Regions from separate parts of the Homo sapiens genome. Here region 2 is linked to region 1. Evidence: read pairs that join two places in POLR2A ChIA-PET (ENCODE). Cell type or tissue: IMR-90. All regions are shown on one strand. Each heading gives the region's core, and the rest is flanking DNA. Links, peaks and the distances in the headings are about the cores only. Region 1 overlaps LOC124901246 (a long non-coding RNA gene). Region 2 overlaps PRP4K (pre-mRNA processing factor kinase PRP4K).

Evidence for each region. Peaks named below come from ENCODE experiments on the same cell type or tissue, not always from the same donor. Only the 100,000 strongest peaks of a DNase experiment are listed, where the experiment ranks them.
Region 2: POLR2A ChIA-PET joins it to region 1 with 6 read pairs; 2 of 35 experiments call an interaction of 5 or more read pairs at or near these places.

What each region holds. Positions count from the first base shown.
Region 1 is chr6:4,167,787-4,180,035 of GRCh38, forward strand. LOC124901246 (a long non-coding RNA gene) reads left to right here. Exons shown (of 5, transcript XR_007059416.1): 3 at 3,369-3,514; 4 at 6,225-6,339; 5 at 9,082-11,623. Among named protein-coding and RNA genes, the nearest start is that of ECI2-DT, 38 kb to the left of the region's middle. RefSeq lists enhancers at 799-1,405, 1,406-2,011 and a cis regulatory region at 9,023-9,502. In IMR-90, for the core only: no CTCF peak of the experiment used is centred there; a DNase peak (open chromatin) is centred at 6,475; H3K27ac peaks cover 302 bases.
Region 2 is chr6:4,057,669-4,069,917 of GRCh38, forward strand. PRP4K (pre-mRNA processing factor kinase PRP4K) reads left to right here. Exons shown (of 15, transcript NM_003913.5): 14 at 1,060-1,146; 15 at 2,745-7,315. The coding sequence ends at 2,948. It overlaps FAM217A (family with sequence similarity 217 member A), which reads right to left. Exons shown (of 7, transcript NM_173563.3): 7 at 10,699-12,249. The coding sequence ends at 11,028. Among named protein-coding and RNA genes, the nearest start is that of FAM217A, 15 kb to the right of the region's middle. RefSeq lists an enhancer at 1,527-1,821. In IMR-90, for the core only: a CTCF peak has its summit at 1,605; DNase peaks (open chromatin) are centred at 1,663 and 2,413; H3K27ac peaks cover 607 bases.

The DNA of each region.
Region 1 (12,249 bases), core at 4,063-9,062:
TGTGTGTTTATCCATCCATCTGTTGAACATTTGGGTTGTTTTCAGTTTTGGCTGTTATTACAAATAAAGTTGCTATGAACATTCATGTACACTTGTGCATGGGTTGAATGGCTGGGTTATATGGTATGTGTATCCTTCATCTTTTAAGAAAAAACTGTCTTTCAAAGTGGTCGTACCATTTTACATTCTCACCAACAGTGTATAAGAACTTTAGTTGCCCATGTCTTTGCCAGCACTTAGTATGGTTAGTCTTTTATCCATTCTAGTGGGAGTAAAGTGGCATCTTATTGTAGTTTTAATATGCACTTGCCTAATGACTTTGGATAATGATCATGTTTTTAATGTGTTTATTTGCCATCAGTCAATCTACTTTGTTGAGGTGTATGTTCAAATTTTTTGGGTATTTTTTTCTTATTGATTTACTTGAATTCTTATTGAATTGTAAGGGCTCTTTATATAATCTAGATACAAGTCTTTTGATGCATACATTTTGTAAATATTTTCTCACAATCTATGTCTTACTTTTTTACTTTTATATTCATATCCTTTAGAAGGGCAAACATTTTAGCTTTGATGACATCAAACTTGTTTTCTGTTTCATACTTTGTGCTTGTTGTTTCATATTTAAGAAACGTTTGCCAAAACCAAGGTCAGTAAGATTTTCTCTTCTGTTTTCTTCTAGAAATTTTATAGTTTTAACTCTGACATTTAGGTGTACAAATGGGTCCATGCTCCATTTCCAGTTAATTTTTGCATACGGTATCAGGTAAAGGTTGATTCTTTTGCATATGACTATCTCATTGTTCTAGCACCATTTGTTGAAAAGACTATTCTTTCCCCATTGAATTTCCTTGATACTATTGTCAAAGTCAACTCACCATATATGTCTTAATCTATTTCTGAGATCCTCTGTTCTAGTCATGAGTTTGTCTGTCTTTCTATAAAAACTACAATGTCTTGATTATTGCATATTTATAATAAGGCTTTAAATTCAGTAGAGTGAGTCCTCTAACTTTGTTCTTTCTTGATAAAATTGTTTTGACTGTTCTACATCATAATCCTTTGATCCATGCCAATAGCACATTGTTTTAATGACTGTGGGATTGCAGTATTTTTTAATGTTTATTAGGGCTAATCTCATCAGGATGTGCTGTTAACCACTCTGAATAAGGGGCTGATCCTGAGTGGGCAGAGCTGTCTCCCAACCCCATTTCCGCCTCTTACCCACTCAACTCATGCATTGCCTGGATTCGCCTGTCCCCAGATGGGGTCTGGAGAAGCAGCCCTTAAGGCAGAGCAGAGTGTGTAGGAGGGGCAAGGAAAGAAACAGCCTGCTCTTTTCTCATGGGGAGTTTTGGACTGGAAGGTGCCTGCTGAGTAGCCTGTGTGCCAACTTCCAAAAGGAAAGATACAGTCAAATTCTGCCTCGAGTTCTCAAGCTCTGAACGTTTCAGACATAAAAACAGTTGTTTTGAGAACAACGGTGAATCACAGGGGGAAAGGGTGGGAGAAGTTCCCATGGCTTTTCTTTGAAATTTCTTCACAGCAGGATGACAGCATTTACATAAAAAAGAGAGTTTATTGGCAGGTTTCTGGAAGAGAGAGGGAAAAACAATGCTGTTATTTCAGGGCTGCCAATGATCTCACATGTATCCAGTGTCTTTTCTTCAAGGATTACAAAATACTTTACAAATGTTACATTTCCAGACAGTTATTAATCCTTCCAGCACCCCTGTGAAATGAAGAATACAGTCTGGTTTGGATGAATGCAAATGGCCTCCCACCTAGGCTCACTCATCCCCAAACTGAACAATGAATGATGGTGGAGTTCATTCGTAAGTGCTCGTGGGCTATTGATGAGCGCTCCAGAGCTTTTACCCAAGAACACGGGTCATCCACATGATTCTGAATCCTGGTCATCCAGAAGGCTCTTGTTAACAGGCAGACAGGTATTTTCTTACAAACTTAAACATTTTTTGAGAAAGACATCCTGCAACTTCTCTAGGTAATCCTGTTCAGATAGAAATATTTGTTTTTTCTATAAAAATCTCTTTTTCTTTTATGTACAGCTATGCACCTATATGTAAATTTAATACATTTATACATTGTTTCTCAGTAGAAAGGAGGAGTAATTCAATTATTTTCATTATAAAAGCCACAGGCCCAGCCGTGCGTCTCATGCCTGTAATCCCCACGCTCTGGGAAGCCAAGGCAGGAGGATGGCTTGAGCCCAGGTGTTCAAGACCAGCCTGGCCAATATAGTGAGACCTTGTCTCTACAAAAACCTTAAATAATTAGCTTTGTCGGTGGTGTGTGCCTATACTCATAGAAATAAGGAGGCTGAGGCAGGAGGATTGCTTGAGCCTGAGGGGAAGAGGTTGCAGTGAGCCCAGAATGTGCCACTGTGCTACAGCCTGGGCAACAGTGAGACATTGTCTCATTAAATAAATAAATAAATAAAATAGCTATATAAAAGCCATAGAATTTTAGGGCAAAATGGAAATTTGAAATCATCTTCTTATTTTTTTTGTTTAGTGAGTGAGGCCATTGATACACAGATGAGTGGCAACTGTAGCCCATAAACTGAAAGTCAGGTCAAGAGCCAAGCTCTCTGGAGTCCTTGTCGAGAGCTCTTTCCACTGCATGGCATAGACACAGCACACACACCCCAACTTCCCACATTCCTGTCCATGGCAGACATCCACAATCAATCCCAGCACGGCCTCCATTCAATGTCGCTTCTTCTTTCAGAGATCCAGGCAGCCATTTACTTCAATGGGAATCCACACAAGCAGAGTGGCTGTGGTGAGCACAGGCTTTAGAGCCAGACAGACAGACAGCAATCCTGTATTATGTCATTAATCACTGGTGGATTGACAAAACTACTCAATCTTTCTGAGTCTCAGTTTCCTCATTTATGAAAAGGCGGATTGCAAACCTTGAAAGGCCAATCCTTCAAGATGAATCCTGACTGGGTGACTGGGCCTAAATTCAGTAAGAGCCAAGTGACCATTTGCTGACTAGAGGTCACATACGTGTTCTGAGTTCCATGAAAACCTGCATGTCTGCATAACTTTGAGACTTTCATAGTTGCCTGTTCCTATTTTTGTTGCCTGAACCAACCAATAGGCTGTGACCTACATTAACCAACCAGAGCTCAGTAAACGTCAAACAATCATAACTAAGCACATTTAAATGTTTCATGTGTATATGTGGACTTTAGTGAGAACCTGGGTTAGAACTTCCTCTATAAAAGTCAAATTTCCCATTGTTCTCTGGACTGCACCTTCACTTTACATGAAAGCTGTGTCTCTTTGGTATGAAAAATTTACTGGAATAAAGTCTCTTTCCTCTACATTCCTTTTCAGAGAAGTTTTGTTCACATTCTTTGGAATCAGAAGTGGAATTCAAGCAACACTGATTCTTCTCCTGATGCTGTCCTGAACCAACACATTGGGATCTTCAAGGGTCCTTTGAGTTCAGTTGTCTTCTCAGAGATGCCAGGAAGCCTCAGGTAAGCCCTCTTGAATTCAGACCTCCCATGCCTTTTTTTTTTTTTTTTTTTTGAGATGGAGTTTCACTCTTGTTGCCCAGGCTGGAGTGCAGTGGCATGATCTCGGCTCACTGCAACCTCTCCCTCCTAGGTTCCAGTGATTCTTGTGCCTCAGCCTCCAAAGTAGCTGGGATTACAGGCGTGTGCCACCATGCCCAGCTAACTTTTGTATTTTTAGTAGAGACGGGGTTTTGCCATGTTGGTCAGGCTGGTCTCAAACTCCTGACCTCAGGTGATCCACCTGCCTTGGCCTCCCAAAGTGCTGGGATTACAGGTGTGAACCACCGCGCACTTCTCCCATGCTTTTGATCTAAGCCTCAGAGCCTTTATTTAACCTCCTCAGCCAGTCCTCTTCATCTGGACCCTGAAAGAGACCTCCCCAGGAAGGGGGGCCTCTCCATCTGGTTTGCAGAGGTGGCCTCTTCATAAGGTTGCAGACCCAGCTGTTCCATCAGGTTTTGTGAGGACACTCTAAGGTGCGCTAGAGGGATGCCTTCATCAGCTTAGTGCAATGGGTAACCCGTGATTTCTGTGTTTCCCTGATGATCAGCTGCCCTCTGGCACTCCAACTGGCTTTATGAGCAAAAATTATGTTCCAGAGAGTTGTAATTGGCTAGGTCTCTGGACAAAAATTACCTGGGATGATCTAAAAACTTTGTTGGCCAAGATGGGGTTCTTTTGAAATTCTAAAACTTGCCTATCTGTGCTCACAATTAGAACAAAGAAAACACTGAACTTCCCAGAGATAATGAAAAGCCTTTTCAAGTTGGTACTTTTAGAGTTTCGAATAAAATCAAGAGCTACTATGCTTCCCTTAAAGAAAGCAATTCCAAATTAGGCAAACATCTTAATGAATTAAAAAGAGATTAGCACTTGGGAGACTGAAACTAAAGCTGCAGAAAAACCTAAGACCCTTCTTCTGCTAGCTCACCTCTCCTGTCACCTTGCCTGTCTGCTGCATCTTTTACAAGGCCTCTACTTTACCTTTCACTCCCTCCTTCCTCTTTCACGCTTTCTGAATTCCTCTTTTTCTCTTCTGACATTTCCACTTCCTCCAGACTCAGCCCCTTTTAAGGCCCAAATAATGGGGAGTAGAAATTGGCAAATTCCACGCTCCTTAGTCCATGTCAGAACTTTTGGCCCTAGTAAAACATTTCCCTAGTCCCTTGAAGACTAACTTCCTTGAATTTGAGTAACATTGTAGCCTAATCATTAGGGCTTATCAATCTTGATCAGCTGTTAGCTGCTGAATGGGAAAGACTCTGAGGACTTTAAGCAGACCGGTGCCCAAGGATTTGATAAGGCACAGAAACAGGATACCAAATTACTAAAAGCCATTCCCCTATTTTTTCCCCATCAGATAAACTGAAAAGCCATACACCGTTTACACAAAAAAAGGATGAGACCATTCTTGATTATTTTGATAAATTTGAACAGACTTTCCAACAAAATTTGGAGATCAAATATTTAAATGATGAAACATTCCATTTATTTAATTCCTTTTTTTTTTTTTTTTTTTTTTTGGGGCTGGTCTTTCTGAAGCTCTCAGTACCCTGGTAAAACAGCTTGACCTTAACTGGGCTGTAAAGTAACCTTATGAAATAGCCTCTTTGGCCAATTCATTATCCAAAACTTTAGAAAAGAATAAAGAATCTAGGGCTACTTGAGCATTAGACTGTCAAGAGAAGGCTGCTAAGTTAATGGTCCTTCAGTTACAACAATTAGCAAGGGACACCTCAAACATGCCCATTCTTCAAAACCAAAATTTAAAAAAAAAAGTGTGTTTTCAGAAGATGTTCCAGACATTTTAAAAAGGATTGCCCCAAATACAAATGAAGGCTGCAATTAAATCTTGATAAAGTCCCTGGCCCTCTACCCTCAAGCAGGACAAGGGATGATCCAGGGACATTCTGGGAATAGAGCTCTAGTTGACATTGAGCCACTGTCCTTAACCCTGATACTCTGGAGTGTCCCTGCCAGAGTTCTGAACTCATCTGGATGGTTGCAGGAGCCGACCAACCTGTGATGGTTCCTAAATCTCTATCCCTCCAACTGGGGGGTCCTGACTGACAATCATTGTTTTTCGTGTGTTCCATCGGTTCCCATACAATGCACCTCCTGGAAAGGAACTCCTTAGAGGCCTATCAAGCCCCTATTTCCTTCTCTTGAAGTGGGGGGCTAATGCTTGAGTTGGCAGCCCTGAGCTCAGCAGTACAGTTAGAAAATGGAGACTAAGTTAGAAATCACATAACTAAATTGGTCTCCAGGATATGATTTTTTTTTGGCCTTCAGCTGATTATTTTGAAAAGATTTCTAAACTTTGTCTAGGCTCATCTTTATTTTTCCTCATAAAATCCTGTGATAAATTCCTGTAATTTTAGGTTATCTTGGCACCCATTGTAATCCTCCTGTAACACACTCAAACTCCTTCTTGACAAAGCTTAGGTTCTCTCAGTTATTTGACATGTAAATTGCTACCCTGTTTTCTCTAAAACTCAGTAAGGGCTTTGGCCATGTGAGACATAAATTTTAACCTGTTCCATTTACAGAGACATAGTTAGAATCCAACCGTCCATTTAAACAAGTAAGTTATACCTGACACATGGCTAAAATTTTAAAATTAAAGCCATACAATCTTTATTTGTGTCTGTATATATTTTTATGTATACAGGTGTATGCATGTCTGTTCGTATGTTGTCTACATAATACCAAGTTGACTTCGTTTGTTCGTTCGTGTGTTTTTGTTGAGCTACCGGGCCTGGCCCCACATTGACTTTTAAATAAATGTGAGTATTCATAAATTAAGTAAATAAGCCCAAATGCTTTTCAAGTTCATGTGACTTTAGTCAACTTTTGGCAACTAACACTAGTTTAATACTGTTTGTTTAATAAAAGTAACAAGATCTTCTGAGTTATCAGCAAAATATGCATGTATTTAATGTTAAGATTCTTGCTTTCATGATATGTGCCTAACAGACAAGTAATGTAGAAATGGTTAATAGAAAATTTAACTTGAGATGATGGCTAGAATTGTCTAACGTCTCATGGAATTTTCCAAATTGTTAAGAATGAATACATTAAGGCCAGGAGCTGTGGCTCACGCCTGTAATCCCAGCACTTTGGGAGGCCGAGGAGGGCAGATCATGAGGTCAGGAGTTCTAGACCAGCCTGACCAACGTGGTGAAACCCTGTCTCTACCAAAAATACAAAAATTAGCTGGGCACGGTGGTGTGCACCTGTAATCCCAGCTACCAGGAGGCTGAGGCAGGAGAATTGCTTGAACCCAGGAGGCGCAGGTTGCAGTGAGCCGAGATCACGCCACTGCACTCCAGCGTGGGCGACAGAGCAAGACCCCATCTCAAAAAAAAAAAAAATTGCAAGAGGTTTTGATTTTTTAATTCTGAAATCTGTTTTTTAACAGCCACCCTCTGAACTACAACAGTTTCTATTTCTGCCACATTTCTTCCTGAGATCTATCTAACTTCTCTAGTTTCAGGTTAGAAATGCAGCTCTTCGGCTGGATGCAGTGGCTCACCCCTGTAATCCCAGCACTTTGGGAGACTGAGGCAGGCCAATCACCTGAGGTCAGGAGCTCGAGACCAGCCTGGCCAACACAGTGAAACCCCGCCTCTACTAAAAATACAAAAATTAGCTGGGTGTGGTGGTGGGCGCCTGTAATCCCAGCTACTGAGCAGGCTGAGGAAGGAGAATCGCTTGAACCTGAGAGGTGGAGGTTGCAGTGAGGCGAGATCGCGTCATTGCACTCCAGCCTGGGCGACAGAGCAAGACTCCGTCTCAAAAAAAAAAAAAAAAAAAAAAGAAATGCAGCTCTTCTTTCTAACCTTGAAAAGGTCTATCTTTTTGCTTGGCTCGGGTAATATCTTTTTTCTTCAACCTTTTCTTCAGCTACTGTAACTTTTTTCTCCAGTTCTAACTGCTGTTGTGGCCTGATGCTGAAACGTTTACCTTGAAGGTCTAGAGAAACAATGTTACCTTCAGTGTAACTTGATTCTGTATTGTTGGGTTTTCTTGATGTGTTTGAGTTGTTCCATGTAACCAGGAAACTTCCCATGCTGTCACTAAAAGCCATGAGTTTCCCTGCTCAAGGTACTAGTTTTCTTGTTTACATCCCTCTATAATATGAGTACATTCATAACCCTGGACACACTCTTCCTGTGTCTGATTAAATTCAAGTACCAGGTTAACTTTCAGTTTATCTAAAAAACCTACAGGAGGTTTTTTCTTTACTTTTAGGTAACTGACCTAGAAAACAAAGACTCTGTGTTTACTAAGATAATTTCTTATGTTTCATGTTATCTTTATTGAATTTTTGGTTACTTAGGAAAACTAATAGCTACTTGGGAGGCTGAGGCAGGAGGATCACTTCAGCCTAGGAGTTTGAGGCTGCAGTGAACACACCACTGTACTCCAGCCTGGGTGACAGATCGAGACCCTGTCTCTAAAAAAAAGGAAAACTGGCCAGGCATGGTGGGTCACGCCTGTAATCCCAGCACTTTAGGAGGCCAAGGTGGGTGGATCACCTGAGGTCAGGAGTTCAAGACCAGCCTGGCCAATACGGCAAAACCCCATCTCTACTGAAAATACAAAAATTAGCTGGGCATGGTGGCGTGTGCCTGTAGTTCCAGCTATTTGGGAGGCTGAGCTCAGCAGGAGAATAGCTTGAACCTGGGAGGCGGAGGTTGCAGTGAGCCGAGATCATGCCGTTGCACTCCAGCCTGGGCTACAAGAATGAAACTCTGAAACTCCGTCTCGGAAAAAAAAAAAAAAAAAAAAAAAGAAAACTGAGCTTTTAAAGGTTAGAGTTTTTATATCCATGTAACATTCTTTATTGCTTTTTAAGTCTTTTTATTATCACTCTGGTTAAATGAATAACTACTATTTAGTAGTGACCTGTGATTCTGTTTTGATCAAGTATTTTGAACCGTTTTACATATTTGGTGGGTTTTCCCCAGGAACAAGATTCTAAATTAAGTATTTTTGATCTAAAATTAACTTTAGGATTTGCCAGTAGGGTCCCTGGAGAGCATCAAATAATGTATTTTTCATCTTGTAGAGATATTAAATGATTAGGCTTATTGGGCAAGTCATGTGGGAAGCATTATCAAACAAGAAATAGTGTTTAATTTCTTTTAAGTTATATTTGTATAATGCATTATTCATATATGTTCCAAAATTATATGTGATTCCTAAGATTCTGATCTGTTATGATATGTACCATCAGTCATGATTTTGATTATTATTAACTTGTATGTCACAGAATTAATCAAATTTCTTTCTCAATTGCATCTTTAACTATGGCCATTCTAAGTCTTATGTAATCCACTGACAATTATGGTTTTACTTTTATCCTTCTAAAAAAGCTATTTATAATCAGTTACAGTCTAAAAATTTGCTGCTTTGTCAAGGAAATTCATGGAAAAGACACCAAGTTAAGAATTCCCTCCATCCTCATGGGAAGGGGACCCTATCAGGTACTTTTAACCAACCCATGTGCTGCTAAATTACAGAGCATTGAGTCATGGATCCATATTTCTCATTTAAAAAGAAGGCTCTTGATCCTTCTACCAAGTGAACCGCCCAACTGGTCACTGATATCAAGCTCAAGTTAATCAAACTACAGCCACCAGGACAAGAAGAAGACAACATCTGGGGTAGACTGCTTTCTCCCAAGATACCAGAGCAGGCCTGTATAACCTCTTTCTTATCTTGAGCTAACATGCCTAGTCCTTATGTTTACTTTGCAATTATTTTAATTATCATAGCTTTGAGAATCTTATGCCTCCTGGGTGTCTTATGCCACTCTGGGGTAGTTCCATATATTCCACTATTTAGACACGCCATGGGACTCACTGCCTTGCTGGACTCTTTATAATCCCCTCTTTTTACACCATGCTGTACTTCTTCCTTGTCCTTTCTTTCTCAACTCTGCTTTTCAGTTCCTCCTACTCGTGGGAAGATAATGCCTAGGTACAGCAATCCCAATCCTTGCCTCTGCAGGCAACCTAACTGAGTGTTGGATATGTCACCTTTCCCCCTGCCGAAGTCATCGGAGGAAACAGGAATCCTATAATCATCCCAGTGACCAGCTTCCCTAATGTGCTCAGTTGCTTGGTACTCCTGTTTGATCCACTTGCTGTTGCCTATTGGGTGCATATTCATGCTCCTGAGGTTCATCCTTGTTTTCTCCTCACTGGTATATCCCATAAATACCTTCCTATTACCCTACCTTGCATTTCCTCCCCTTCTTCTGAATACTCACCACCCCCCTCCTCTGTGTCTTGCCAAATCCCATAGAAACAGAACACTTAGTAACACTTCTCTCTGCAGAATATACCAAAGAAAGCTTAAGAGTCTCCTCTATGGCTCCCCAAATCTGCCGGTTGGATCACACCACTCTGTCATTACCTAAGACAGGTACTTGGTTTGACCACATACCCTCTCTTGCCTGTAAACAGCTCCTTGAATTTTCATAACCTCTCAGGATAATTACGTGCCCCTTCAGGCTGTGTTTTTGGCTGCAGCTACGTCAGCCAAAAAGAGTTTTTCTACCCCTGCCTCGGGTCCTGAGAAAACACAGGCATTTGCTTTCTGGGTCAAGCCATTGCTCCTGTCACTGTTATTAAGTCTCTAACTCAGGGAATGTAGAGTCTACATCCCAGGGCCAAAAGAGCTCTACCAATAATTGATGACTATGCTGGTGATAGCCCCTCAGATTATAAAGATGATAGCTGTGGATACTCCTAAGGATGTGATTTACCTGGTAGGCTTAACTCTAGTGAAGGATCTAAATGGGAAGGGATTCTGGGGTCCTGGTTTGGGCTAGACCCTGCTTGGAATGAATATAGGATCAGAAACCTTTCCTGCATGGTTCGCAGAATTGCCCACTCCACTGCCTGTACCATCAGGGCACAACAGAGATTTCCAGATTCCCTTGCCCATGCGATCCTGCACAACCACATTGCATTAGACGGTCTCCTCGTTGCATGTGGTGGTGTTTATGCTGTCACTAACACTTCCTGCTGCACCTGGGTAAATACTTCCATTCAGGTTGAATTAGAAGCATCTGAGATCCAAAGTTGGCCAAATCCTACAGCTGGCTGTCTGAAAAGGACACCTTCAGAAAGCCTCCTGGCTGGGCTTGCTGGATTAGAATTCCAATTTCCAGATATTTTCAGCCGGCTTCTTCTGGTATAGGATTCCTTCTGTGTTCTGCCCTACAAATTGTAATGAATCTCCTTGGGCTAAGCATTTGGCTCCTCTTTAAAATCATTGTAGCCTGCTTTAACAGATATCTGCATGAGACCCTCACCAGGATCGTGCTGACCCAAGACCTTGAGACTTTAGACTCATTCCAGCTGGAAACGGAAGCCAGCTTAAGCCAAGAGATGTTAATTCATATTTAACAGGTGCCTGAGTGCCTCTCATAAGTAAATGGCTCTAGTTGCTCAGTTGATCACTGCCTTGTCAAAGGATCTCTGCACGGGACTAGAAGAATCTGGAACAGGTTGCCAGCCACTCTAGCACGATGATGGGATGCAACCAACCTAATCAATCATCAGTGCTGTCTGCTGACAGGTTTTGATAAACGGGGGGCGTGGGGGGAATGTGAACCTTGAAAGAGCCAATCCCTCGGATGAATCCTGAGTGGCTAATAGCCTAATTTCAAAAGAGCCAAGTGGCCATTTGCTTACTAGAGGTCGCACACATACTTGGAGTTCCTGGAAAACCTGCATGTCTGCTTAGGGGCTTTCATAGCTGCCTGTTCATGTTTGTGCTGCCTGAGCCAACCAATAGACTGTGACCTATGTCAACCAATCAGAACTCAGCAAGTGTTGACCAATCAGAACTCACCAAACATCAACCGGTCAGAACTAAGCAAGTTTGAATCCTTTATTTGACTAAGTGGACCTGAGTGGAACCTGGATGGGATCTTTCACTATAAAAGAAAAACCTTCCCTTTGCTCTCTGGAACGTACCTTCATTTTACACTGAAGGCTGTGTCTCTTCGGTTTGCCAACTGTTACTGGAATAAAGTCTCTTTCCTCTAAATTCTCTTTCAGAGAATTTTGTTCACAGGATAAAAGTCATACCCATCCCACTGGTCCAAGTTGAGGATTAGCTGTGTCGAGTCATGTAAAATAGTTCATTTAGGTAGGTGCTGAGGACTTGTTGGCTGTGATTTTGATGATGATCTCAGCAGTGATGCTAATGACAACTCCTTTGTGTCATCCTACTGTACCATACTTCCATGTCACACCTGAAGTCAAATGGGTAATACTATATACATTCATTCATTCTCATATATGCACCGAAGGGTGGTATATGGCTTTGCTCTTTTATTCTGCCGTGGTTTTCCTCAGCTCCTTGAAATTGGATCCACTGGTATGCCCCACCTTCTGTTTGAGGCTGAATCCAAACTCTAATACCTATATCACTCTGGGACTGTATTATGGGTTGCATTGTGTCCCACCTCCCCAAATTTATATATTGAAGACCTAACACCCATGACCTCAGAATGTGACCTTGTCTGAATATAGGGTTACTGTAAATATAGGGTTACTTCATTAATGTGATTAATAAAGTTAAAATAAGGTCATACTGAAATAGGGTGGGCCATTAATCCAAATATGACAGGTGTTCTTATGAGAAAGTGAAATTTGGACTTGAAGACAGAC
Region 2 (12,249 bases), core at 519-5,518, 110 kb before region 1:
ACTTCAGCTATAATGCTAGTTTCTGTTTAACATGAAGCAAGAATGTAAGCATTTATTAAAGTATCTGAGGGCCATAACTTAGCTTTTTTTTTTTTTTTTTTTTTGAGACGGAGTCTTGCTTTGTCGCCCAGGCTGCAGTGCAGTGGCGCGATCTCAGCTTACTGCAAGCTCTGCCTCCCGGGTTCATGCCATTCTCCTGCCTCAGCCTCCCGAGTAGCTATAGGCATGAGCCACCGCACCCGGCTGTAACTTAGCTTTTTAAGATTTCAGCCTATTTGCTGAATTTCTAAAGATTTACACATTTTTCGTAAAGGTCAGAAAACTGTATGGTTTTCAGTTGTGTTTTGTTGTTGTTGTTGTTTTGAGACTGGATCTTGCTCTGTGTCCCAGACTGGAGTACAGTTATAGCTCACTGCAGCCTTGAACCGAACCCCTGGGCTCAAGCAGTTCTCCTGCCTCAGTCTCCAATGTAGCTGGGACTACAGGCATGTGCCACCACAACCAGTTAATTTATTTAATAATTTTTTTGTAGAGATGGAGTTTCACTATGTTGACCAGGCTGATTTGTACATATTGTCCAAATTCTATTAGGTTGGACTTTTTTTAGAATAAGTTACATAAAAATGAGCTATGTTGGTATTAGTTTTAATGAAGTCTGACCTGTATCAGGGCTGTTGGAACATAATTAGTAAAGTGGCATTAGGTTCCCTAACTGCCAAGGAGAAAAAACCTGAGTTTTGTGATATTTTTAGGAAGAAATAATTTAAAGTCTTTGTTGACTCTCCAATTTTAAATAGTGAAAGGACAATTTGATGTTATAATTGTTTTAAGTCACTGCCTGGACAAATATAATTTCATGTTATTAAGTAGTTTTAGGTACAGCATTGGTATTTGCTTTTGCAAAGATGTTAATGAATTCCTGGGATCAAGGGAATCTGAGATCAAACAAACCTACAGAGACTAAATAACATACTTATTTGACTTATTGTATATTAATTAAATTGTTAGTAGGCCTGTTTCATAATAGTTCAAAACCCAAGTTTTTGTTTTGTTTTGTAGATGATTCGAAAAGGTGTGTTCAAAGATCAGCATTTTGATCAAAATCTCAACTTCATGTACATAGAAGTTGATAAAGTAACAGAGAGGGTAAGTGTTTTAAATGCAGCATGCAATAGTTATTTTATTGTTAACTGAGTACTAAATCATACGAGCTGGTGAATTAAAAAAAAAACAAAAACCCAAAAGTAAGTATTTCCTTTTTGCTGTCGACCAATTCCTAAATAAAACACATCAGACCATGGAAAAGATGGAGGGATTTTAAAATGTTTTTCTAGCATAATTAATTTATTTTTATTATAGGTCATATTTAGGCCCTCGTCACATCTTCTTTGGATTACTTTCTTGGTCTGGCTTCCCATCCAGCTTTCTTATTGCTGCTAGAGTGATGTTTCTGAAAACATATCTGGTCATGTTCCTATCCCTGCTTAAAAACCTTTGTTGGCTCCCTGTTACCTATGAAATAATATTTAAGTTCCTCAGAATGACAAATCCAACTGCTTTCTTCAGTTTTCAGACCTCTCTTCAGTACATTCAGAACCCCCACCTTTCCACATTTGGCCAGAAGGCGTGCTGGTTCAGACCTTTGTGCCTTTGCTAACAGACCTCCCTGAGCTTAGTCATTTCCTGTGCTGCCTCACCCCCAACCCCCTAAAAAATGTATCATCTTCAAGCCTCAGCTGAAATACACATTCTGTATGAGCCTTTTGAAAACTCCCAGATTGAAGTAATGATTTCCTTATTTTTGTCCCATTATTATAGCATATGTCCCTGTCTTTGTCAGAGCACTTAATAATACTTCAGGGTATTAACTTATTCACATGTCTGTCACTTACCACTTCAAGGTAGGGAAAGTACAGTGCAAACAGCTCATGCTTATCTTATTGTAAATTTTCATTGCTAACTTGGAGTTGACTTTTTTTTTCTTTTTTGAGACTGAGTCTCGCTCTGTCACCTGTCACCCAGGGTGAAGTGCAATGGCACGATCTTGGCTCACAGCAACCTCTGCCTCCCAGGTTCAAGCAATTCTCATGCCTCAGCCTCCCGAGTAGCTGGGATTACAATTGTGTGCCACCACGCCTGGATAATTTTTGTATTTTTAGTAGAGATGGGTTTTGCAGTGTTGCCCAGGCTGGTCTCGAATTCCTGAGCTCAAGTGATCCACCTACCTTGGGCTTCCAAAGTGCTGGGATTACAGGTGTGAGCCACCGCGCCCAGCCCAGAGTTGGCATCAACTTTTTCATTTAAGTTTTTTGGTTACCTTTTAAAAAGATGTACAGCATAGAGGAAACCACAGCAAAGTTTTAAATGAATAGATGATGATGATACAGTCATGCGTCACATAACCACAGCATACACTCACACACATCTAGGGTAAGTAGTATGGCCTTTTGCTTCTAGGCCTGAACTGTAAGTTGGTGGACTGAATACTGTAGGCACTTTTGCAAGTGGTAAGTGTATGTATGTATCTAAACATAGAAAAGGGAGAGCAAAAATACGGTATTCCAATCTTAAGGGACCACTGTCATATATGCAGTCTGTCATTGCCCAAAATGTGCACTGTGTGTATATATTTTGTATGTATATGCATGTTTTTAATATTTTTGATAGACCCCAAAACAATCTGATTTAAGTTGTATATGCTTAGTAACTTATTTAGAGATACGCATTTTAAAAATTATTTTTAGGAGAAAGTTACTGTTATGAGCACCATTAATCCAACTAAGGACCTGTTGGCTGACTTGATTGGGTGCCAGAGACTTCCTGAAGACCAACGTAAGAAAGTACACCAGCTAAAGGACTTGTTGGACCAGATTCTGATGTTGGACCCAGCTAAACGAATTAGCATCAACCAGGCCCTACAGCACGCCTTCATCCAGGAAAAAATTTAAACAAGATGAAGAAACTCCAAGGGTTTGAGTAAATACAAAGACTGAAGAAATTTCACAGCAGTTTATTAATGTATATAAACTTATAAATATTTCTCCAGCAAATTTGAGGAAGCATGATATATTTGAATTAACACCAAGGGTGATATTTCTTTTAGAGATGTTAGTTAATCTGTTTTGTGTCTTACGTGAAATTTCACTGTAGACTGTTTTAAATTGCCAAGACTGCACAAAATTACAGTGCTAATGTATATGGTTGCAGTTCACATAAAGACAAAAGCATCTGTTATGAAATGAGTAGTAATATTGGGTGGTTGATTTGTTCTTAGCAGACTTGGCTTCATTTTGGTCTTGAGATAAAATGGCCAGCATAAATGCTGTTTATATTCACGTTTTCCTAGGTGTGTGTGTGCAGGCCACAGCAGCATGCCCTTGGTGTAGTCAGTGCCGAAAGGGGTCTGTTCCTTCTTGAGCCTGCCTGCAGGGATGGTCTCCTTTTAAAGCAGGTTGTGTGCAGCATTCAGTACACTGAAGGTAAGCTAAACCATCAACATCTCTGGTGTTTTAAGATGTTATTTTATTGGAACAACTGACAAATGAGGGATGTTAGCTTTGTGGCAGAATTCCCTGCATGTGTGATAACTGATCTTGTTTTATTTTTTGGCATTGCAACTGTGGCATAGTTACAATTTCTGTTTGTTCATCACATTTAAAATTGGAAGAGAACGCGCTTGATGGATAGAGCGCCTTCAGTGTACTGTTTCTTATTAACTTTACTTTTTTTAAATCAACTTGCTATAGACTTTATATACATTTTGTTAAATATAGTTCCTAGTGACATAGAAACGATGCGTAGTTTTCATTTACTAATTACAAATGTTGAGGCCTAATTCTGAAAGTCCTCATATTTAAAGGCTAGACAACGTAATGAAATTTTTAACTATTTGTATGTCATTTTGAAAGTGTACTGCTTTATGGTAAAAGTGTTTTTCATTTGTTCATTGTTTTCATTATTTGTGATCATGTTGTCTTTCAATACAGGCATAAACCTTCCACTCTTGAACAAAGCAGCTGCTTTTTAAAAGCGGTAATTGCTTCTTTACCTTTTATTTCTTTTGTAAATGAAGCTTTTCTTTAAGAATGTGACTTTAAAGTGTTGTCTATTGCATAAAACAGTTGACACTCACTTATTGTAAAGTGAAGATTGTTCTACTGCATGTGAAGTGGACCATGCAGATTTCTGTATGTTCTCAGTATGCATCACTAGATAATAAAGTCTTTTGTGAACAAGGCATTTGTAGCCATTTTTAAAAGTTTTTGTCTTCAGTGCTGGTAAGTCAGGTAAACCATAAATAGTTAAAAGCAACCTTTTGTTTTTTTCCTGAAAGTTTTTAATTGAAAGTATTATTAGTTAAAGATGTAAACCTAGCCAAAATTACCAGTTTATTAATAATTAGGATCCTAATTATTTCAAAAAATCCTACAAATATTGTCAGCTTTCAGTGTAGTGAGATTATTCCTGTAGGTTATGGGGTATAATTCAGGATTTAACTAATGTTTCTGCTATTTTCTCACTTTTCCTTTTGATGGTGCGGAAAGAGAAAAAGGAAAACGGGGCACAGGCCATTCGACGCCTTCTCCAAGGGGTCTGATTTGCTGAGACACCAGCTTCACCTTCTTAACAAGGTTATTTCTGACAGCATGTGTAGATAAACATTTAGCAACAATTTAAGACAAAATCGTTTAAATCAGCTTGGTTTTGCAACACAAAGGAATTTGTATTATTAACATGGTAGAAGAGAATTTTTCAGAAATATATGTAATCTTTGCTGTTTGGGGGGTAAAATTAATGCTTGTCTCCCTGAGGAATATGGAAAATAATCAGATTTTAGGGGTTTAAATAATATTTTTAAATTGTAAATGGGATTTTTTTATTCACCCAGGCACCTAATTACAACAAGCATGCACATTTTGGTGCATTCAAGAATGGAAAATCAGAATAGCAGCATTGATTCTTCTGGTGGGTTTTGCTCCATTTAAAGACATGAAATGAACTACAGCCAGGAAGGTGATAGATGATATAATAAGCCACCTCTGAACCTACACCCCGTCTCTTCACGGTTTAGACTTACTAAAATAAATACAAGGTGATTTTCATCTTCAGGTAGAGTGAAGCCTTTTAATTAAGGCGTCACAGGTGCAGCTATTCTACCTTAATGAAATGGGTAGTGATTTTCCCACCATTATTTATTTCGGTGATAATATGCTGCATATTCAAGTCTCTTGTAGTTATTTTCACCCAAAGTAGTTGACAATTTGATGCTTCTGGTGATGTTTATGGCTTCATTTTATGTAATTTTTTAAGTAAGTTCCACTAGAAACAGTTCATCTTATACCTTCAAAACTGTTACCTGTTCTTTAAAAAACAAAGTTGCTTGTTACTTGTTCTTTGTGTTTTAGGTGCAGCTCAGTGGAAGATGATGACAACCAGAAGACATGAGCTAAGGTTTCTGTCCTATAAAAGATTTATTAAAAAACAATCCTTCATTTATTTTTTGTCTAATTTTTTAGTTTTCAGCATTATGATTTGGGTTTTATTGGTGTTTGGTATTTAGAATTAGTGCTGTTGTGGAGTGCGTCTGTAAAGTGCTTGTTTTATCATACTTCCTGCCTCTCCCCTCCCCCAGTTTCTCCTCCCCTAAAATAAAAATAGTGGTCAACTTTAGTAATATAAAAGGCTGCTGGATGCTGAGATTCCACATAACACATGGTTGTCAAAATTGGATGTTAAGGATTCTTAGAAAAACAGCAACCACCAGAATAGCATATATCTGAAAGTAGTCTTCAGCTTTAGGCAGATGCAAAAGAATACAAACTGGAATATTAAGAATACTGTTCAACTCCTTTAGTATCTGTTCCCCAACTTACCCTGTAGAAACCTCGTTATTAACCAGTGTTCCAGTCTTAAAGTAGACAAAATATTCAGAGCCATTTTTTTTAAGGGAAATGAAAAAGATACTCTGGGTTTTTTATACTCCCCAATTTAGCATATCTAGACTACCTATTTGAAAGGAACCCTATCAACTGTCTTATGTACGTTACATGATTTTCCTACACTCTGTAATTTTGCTGAGGTGCAATTTGGAACTCTGCAAGACCTACTAGATTGAATTTATTTAGTGAATGCTCCTGAATAAATGTGCATTCCTCTTTTAGAGTAGCTGTATGCTTTTCAAATGCTATCTGCCGTGAATTTTTTGCTTTTATTATACTTTATGGCAAAAGTGATATCAAGTGATTGTCAGACTTGAGGGCTCATAGAAGTGTTAGGTACGGCTCTCAAAGATGTTACAGTTTTTTCTAGGGTTGGGAGAATAGTTGAGATCTGGAAAGCATAGACATTTTTTACACTCTGGATAGACTTTATTCTTGAAGATCATCAGAAATGAGGTTGGAATTTCGAGGTTTTGAGCAGGGGGAGCATCTTATATTCACCCTTAAATCGTTATTAATACATCCTGTTTTCTTCATTCCCTGATAGCTATCTCATTTCACTCTACTGTCTCAAAATTTTGTTTTAAAATAATAGAAATGTTTTGCCATTATTAAGTACCACTTTATTCCTAACAAAAATAAGTACTCAGGACTTTTTTTTCAAAATGAAATATTTATGTACTGTTTTATGGTATGTGGTAGAGTAAGTAAAATGTAATGTTCTCAGTTTTGTTCCATATTTGCATTCCTCTTATGCTTTACCTGTATTTTATCATTTGTAAGCAGAACTCTAGCTATATGGGGTAGAAATAAAATCTCTGAGATGAAACAAAGGAATCAACATGATAAAATTTAGGCGAAGTAGTTAAGAAATGGCCCTTTTGAATGTTGAAGATAGGAAAGAAAGCCATATATTCAAATATGTAATTTTCCTCATTTAGTTATAATGACATCTTTACCAATTGGGCTTCATAAATGTGTTTCTTTCTTAATAGTATCCTAGTTCCAGCATATATTCAACATGAATTTTATCATTCTCCTCCTAATGGAATGTCTTCCTTATAGAAATGTTCACGACAAATTCATTTGTGTTTTTTACATGTCAATAATGTATGCTAAATTAAAATGTTTTCCAGTTATTCTGATAGATGTCATTATGGCATCCTTAATTTTTCTTCTCCTTCTGTATATAGGGTAAGGGACTGTTCTGAAGAACCTTTCCATTTAGTGATCAAGATATGGAAGCTGATTTCTGAAAATGCTCAGTGTGTACTCTAATTATTTATGGTACCATTTGAATTGTAACTTGCATTTTAGCAGTGCATGTTTCTAATTGACTTACTGGGAAACTGAATAAAATATGCCTCTTATTATCATATTGTCTCCTGGTTTTTTTCTTTGGTTGAGTTCAGATTTTCCTCACAAACATCAAAACATTTTCAAAGCATTAGGTGCACAACACCAAAGAGTGTATTATATTCGTGTTCCTGTTACATACATTTCTGCTTTGGTTTTCCTAGTAAAGGAAACAGATAAGTAATGAGCCAACTCCTGTTTTTATAATGATAAAAATAAATTGGTTCATTGCTCACATGATAGCTTGACAAATCTTGGGCTCTTATCCTCAGTATACCCACTCTTTATTTTCTTCTTTTAAGGAACTGTTTTTGGCTTTTCAAAACAGTGAGTAAAATAGATTCACAGTGTAGTTTGTGAATCTTAGTGCATGCAAAGCAGATAAGGCAGGCAGAATGGCCTTGTAGAATGCACCCACCCACCCCATTGGAGCTAACCACCGCAGAGTGGCAGGTAGAAGCTAGTATGCTTGATTCTGGGCTGAGAAATGGTCAAATGGCACTGGCTCTGGATAGTCTTCATGTAAAGGCCCCAGTTATAATTTTGTTAGACTGCATAACTATCTAAAGTGGCTATGAGGTTATTGTATCTGGTACATTTTAGGGAAAATAGTATGCAGGATGTATTGGTTAAGGACCTTTCACACATACTTTTTTTCTTTCTTTTTTTCTTTTTTTTGAGACGGACTCGCCGTCTATCGCCAGGCTGGAGTGCAGTGGCACGATCACAGCTCGCCTCCGCCTCCTGACCTCAGGTGATCCACACGCCTGAGCCTCCCAAAGTGCTGGGATTACAGGCATGAGCCACCACACCCGGCCACACATACTTTCTCTAATTAGAAAGATTCAACCTCATGAAGATCCAGTGAGCTGAGGACCATCAATGACTGGAGAGCTAAACATGGGTATTTATCAGCAAACTAGGTTTTCCCGAACAGAATTTATATGTGTGTTATAAACTGCCAAATGTTTTCTTATTTAAAGATAATGGTGGGCGTTGACTTCCACCAAGTATGAAAAATAGCCAAATATTTTGTATTCATGTCTCCAGTTTTGTCCACTACATATGTAGACAAGTGGGTCCCACTTCACCTGTTTGAACCAGGTCTTTTTCCCCTGTCAGTCTACAGGATAAATTTGAGATGATACATCTCTAATCCCTACAAAACTTGCCACTTCTGGTCTCAGTCCCATCTCCCATGCCCATTCCCACGCCTAGTCTTACTGAAAGGGTTTGTGTCTGTTGCACCGTACCATTTCCCTGTGCCTTGGCACATGCCCTGCAAGAAACAGGACATTGTTAGGAATTATTGTTCTGCACCTAACTAGTGCTAAGGAGGTCCATTCTCGAGATGGTTTGCCCTCCTGTGTCATTCTTACTTCCCTAATGTATTTTGTGAATACTTGTATATGCCAGGCACTTTTGCTGCTGGTCATTTAACCCGCACATGATTATATGAGATAAAGACAGTCTACCCACTTTACCCATCAGAAAAGTGAAGCAAGAGAGGTTAAGGAAACTGCTAAAGGTGTTAGGTGTTCAGTGGCAGGAGTCTGGGTTCGAATTTAGACAGCCTAGCGACAGAGCTAGTGCTTGTAACCACTATGTCATGCATGACAGTTGGTAGTCAAGTACTACCTGCCAGGATACAGTGGTGAGCAAACAGGCATGTCCTTTCTGAAGGTTTTACAAATAAAAATTACATCATAACCCTGGGGGTGAGGGAAAGAATCCAGGTAGCTAAGGAAAGTAGAAACGAGAATGGACACAGAGGGCTTGTCAAAAAGGTTCAGTACACAAGTTAGAAGGAATTGTAAGAATTAAAGATGGTTTGTGGGAAACAGGTCACTGCAAGTTGGAATTTAGTGAAAATGTAAGTCCACTTTGGCATATACTTTTATGAGAGGGATATTATACCACTTTGGATTAACGGGACTGATTGTATGGGATACAGGTAAAATTTCATTATGCTAAGACTAACCAATTACGTTTGTTTTCTATTGCTGTGCTATATGATTCTAGAAAATTCTTTGAAATTAAAAACTAAGCATGCTCTCTGACCCCTGCCTCTAAGAAAACTTTGAACCTTAAGCTACTAAAGCTGGAAAAGCTACAGTTGTTCTCTTCTGCATTTATTTGAATTATTCATTAATTCACTCATCCCTAACTCAAATATTCCAATATTCCATCTCATTTGCAGGGATGACACCCAAACATTTAGTGGCTGTCTTTGTGTGTGGGGTTACGGGGGGAACGGCTTTTTTTTTTTTTTTTTTTTTGAGATGGAGTTTTGCTCTGTTGCCCAGGCTATGGGCAATGTCGGCTCACTGCAACCTCCACCTCCCGGGTTCAAGCAGTTCTCTGTCTCAGCCTCCAGAGTAGCTGGGATTACAGGCACCCACCACCACGCCCAGCTAATTTTTGTATTTTTAGTAGAGACAGGGTTTCACTATCTTGGTCAGGCTGGTCTTGAACTCCTGACCTCGTGATCCACCCACCTCAGCTTCCCAAAGTGCTGGGATTACAGGTGTGAGCCACCACGCACAGCCACCTTACTTTTCATTTGGTACCTTTGGATAATGGTTGAAGTTTTAATTGTGTATTTTTTTAATTTTTAGAAAAATTAATTTGAATTCACCAACCATCCACTTAAAACCCAAACACAGTATATTCCAAAATATCTGAACCTCTAATTTATGTATGTTACATCAATCCTTTCCTTTACATCTTTCAAAGTGTGATCCAAGAACCACCTGCATTAAAATCACCTGGAATATTTGTTTATAATGTGTGTCCATGGGTCCCAATTCCAAAGATTGTGTTTCAGAGGGCCTGCAATAGAAGCTAGGACTCTATTTGTTTCCTTGATTCTTAGGGGCAGTAAAGTTTGTCAGTCACATAGTTTTCCTTTTTCGCTAGTTAATGAGTTATGTGTTGGCTGAATGAATTTCAACTAACCAGCCTTAAGACTTCCAGCAGTGCAGAGCCTTGGAAAAAACTCTAGTAACATGACATTTTGGCTGCTCTGTGGACAATGATCTTACTCAATTTTTCCTTCAACATTTAGAAAATACTGGATCTGAGTGGAAGAGGGTTATTTCAAGCCTAAACCTGTAGTTGGGCCCCAAAGAGAACTATCTTTCATGTAAATGACAAAGAAAGGCCAGGGACAGAAAATTTCTAAGGATTTGGGAGGAGCTAGGAGGATCTAGAGGATCTTGTACATTAACAGAACAACAACTTCTTTAGCTTTTAAGGGCCAAGTAAATGCCCAAAGGATAGGTCAAAATGATAGATCTGTGGAGATGAGGGCACAGGAAAAAAAAAATGATACCAGAGTGAGAAAGACTTTTTAAAAAATCAACTCTTATGACTATATGACAAGAACTACAGCTGCAATAAGTCAATTATACCATTTATTGATGGAATTATACTGGAAAACAATCACTGAAAAAAGAGTAGCCTTTTGAATAGAATAGTCTACCAAGTGAACCATTTACTTGAAACACAACATGCAAAAGATTGTGAAATATGTCAGTATAGAAGCCTGTGGGTTTATATATAGACATCTCAGCAGTGCTTTTCACAAGTTCTACTCCATATCACATCAAGCAACTGTTTGGTGATTTTGGGGGACTGTTAATAGTACCTGTGTCTTGGAATAATTAACCATATCTTAGTTGGGCTTCTTAGAGTAGATGTGTTCACATTGAGATGTATGAAAGAAAAGAGTTATTTTTGTTCAATGGGTGAGCAGCACTTATCCTTAGCAATAAGGGAAGGCGACAAACAGTTTAGCTTCTGAATAGAGAATGGTCTATTCAACACTATATTTTGTCGGTAAAGTTTCTTTTTGGTCCCAAAGTTTCTCTTCGGTGCCTTAATTTCTTCCTTCTGATTTTCGGGAAAAGTCAGAGGTATAGGTGAAACTGGCATTGGAGACCTCCATGGCAGACATCTTGTGGAGACCATTTTAACCATTGATTGATTTGTATGGCCAATAGTAGGTTTGAATGAGAGTTCTTGGCATGGACTTAAAATAGAACTTTTGGGATTCTTATCATAAGTTTCAATCAATTGTTTTGGGGTGGAAGAACTTTTTAGAGACAGTGGTCTAGAATTCCATCTATATTTGCCAGCATTGCTCCAATTCCGTTTTAAAGCATTTTGTTCAAGCTTACAAGAACCAGAGTTGTTTTTACTTTTTTCTTGACTTTTATCTACACAAGGTATCTGAAGACTCAAAGAGTCGCAAAGTTTTGGCTGTCTCACTTTTGGTGTAGCTTTGGAGGAAGAGGGTCGTTCAGTAACTGCTGGAGTACAGAAAGTCGTTTGTAGTCTTGGCCTCTCTTTTTGAATAGTCATATGTTGTAATCGTTCTAGTTCCAGTAAACGAGTTATCAAGTGTTCAACAGAGGTTTCTGCAGGGTCCACTGTCACTTTCCAATTGTCAGATTTGGAGAGGGCTAAATTGTGCAAGTCTAGAGCACTGAAAGGAGGAGGGAGAAAATCAGGATATGGAAATACTTCATTTGGCTCCTCGGTGAAAGGTTCCTCAACATTTTTTATTGTTTCTGGCTTCAAGTTCAGGTCCACCTTTTTAAAATAGCTGAGTAAAGTATCATTTGTCTTCTCATTTTCTGATAAATCACTTTCATCTGTGAAATTTTCTTCCACACTGCTGTTTCCATGTTTCAAATTCCAATTTGGAGCAGGTAATGTTTCACCATCATTGTTTTCTATAGTTGAACATGAACTAACATGAATCTCATTTCTGTTCTTAAAAAAGTCTCCATCAGCATAGGGCCAGCAGAGACCTAATGGCATTGGCAGTCCAGGGTAAGGACCAACTTGCTTATCAACTGAAGCAATTGTTAATGGGTGGTTCAGAGTGAAGACCCTTATAGGATGATTGATTACATTAAAGCCAGTTTCCACTGAAGATTTTTTGAAT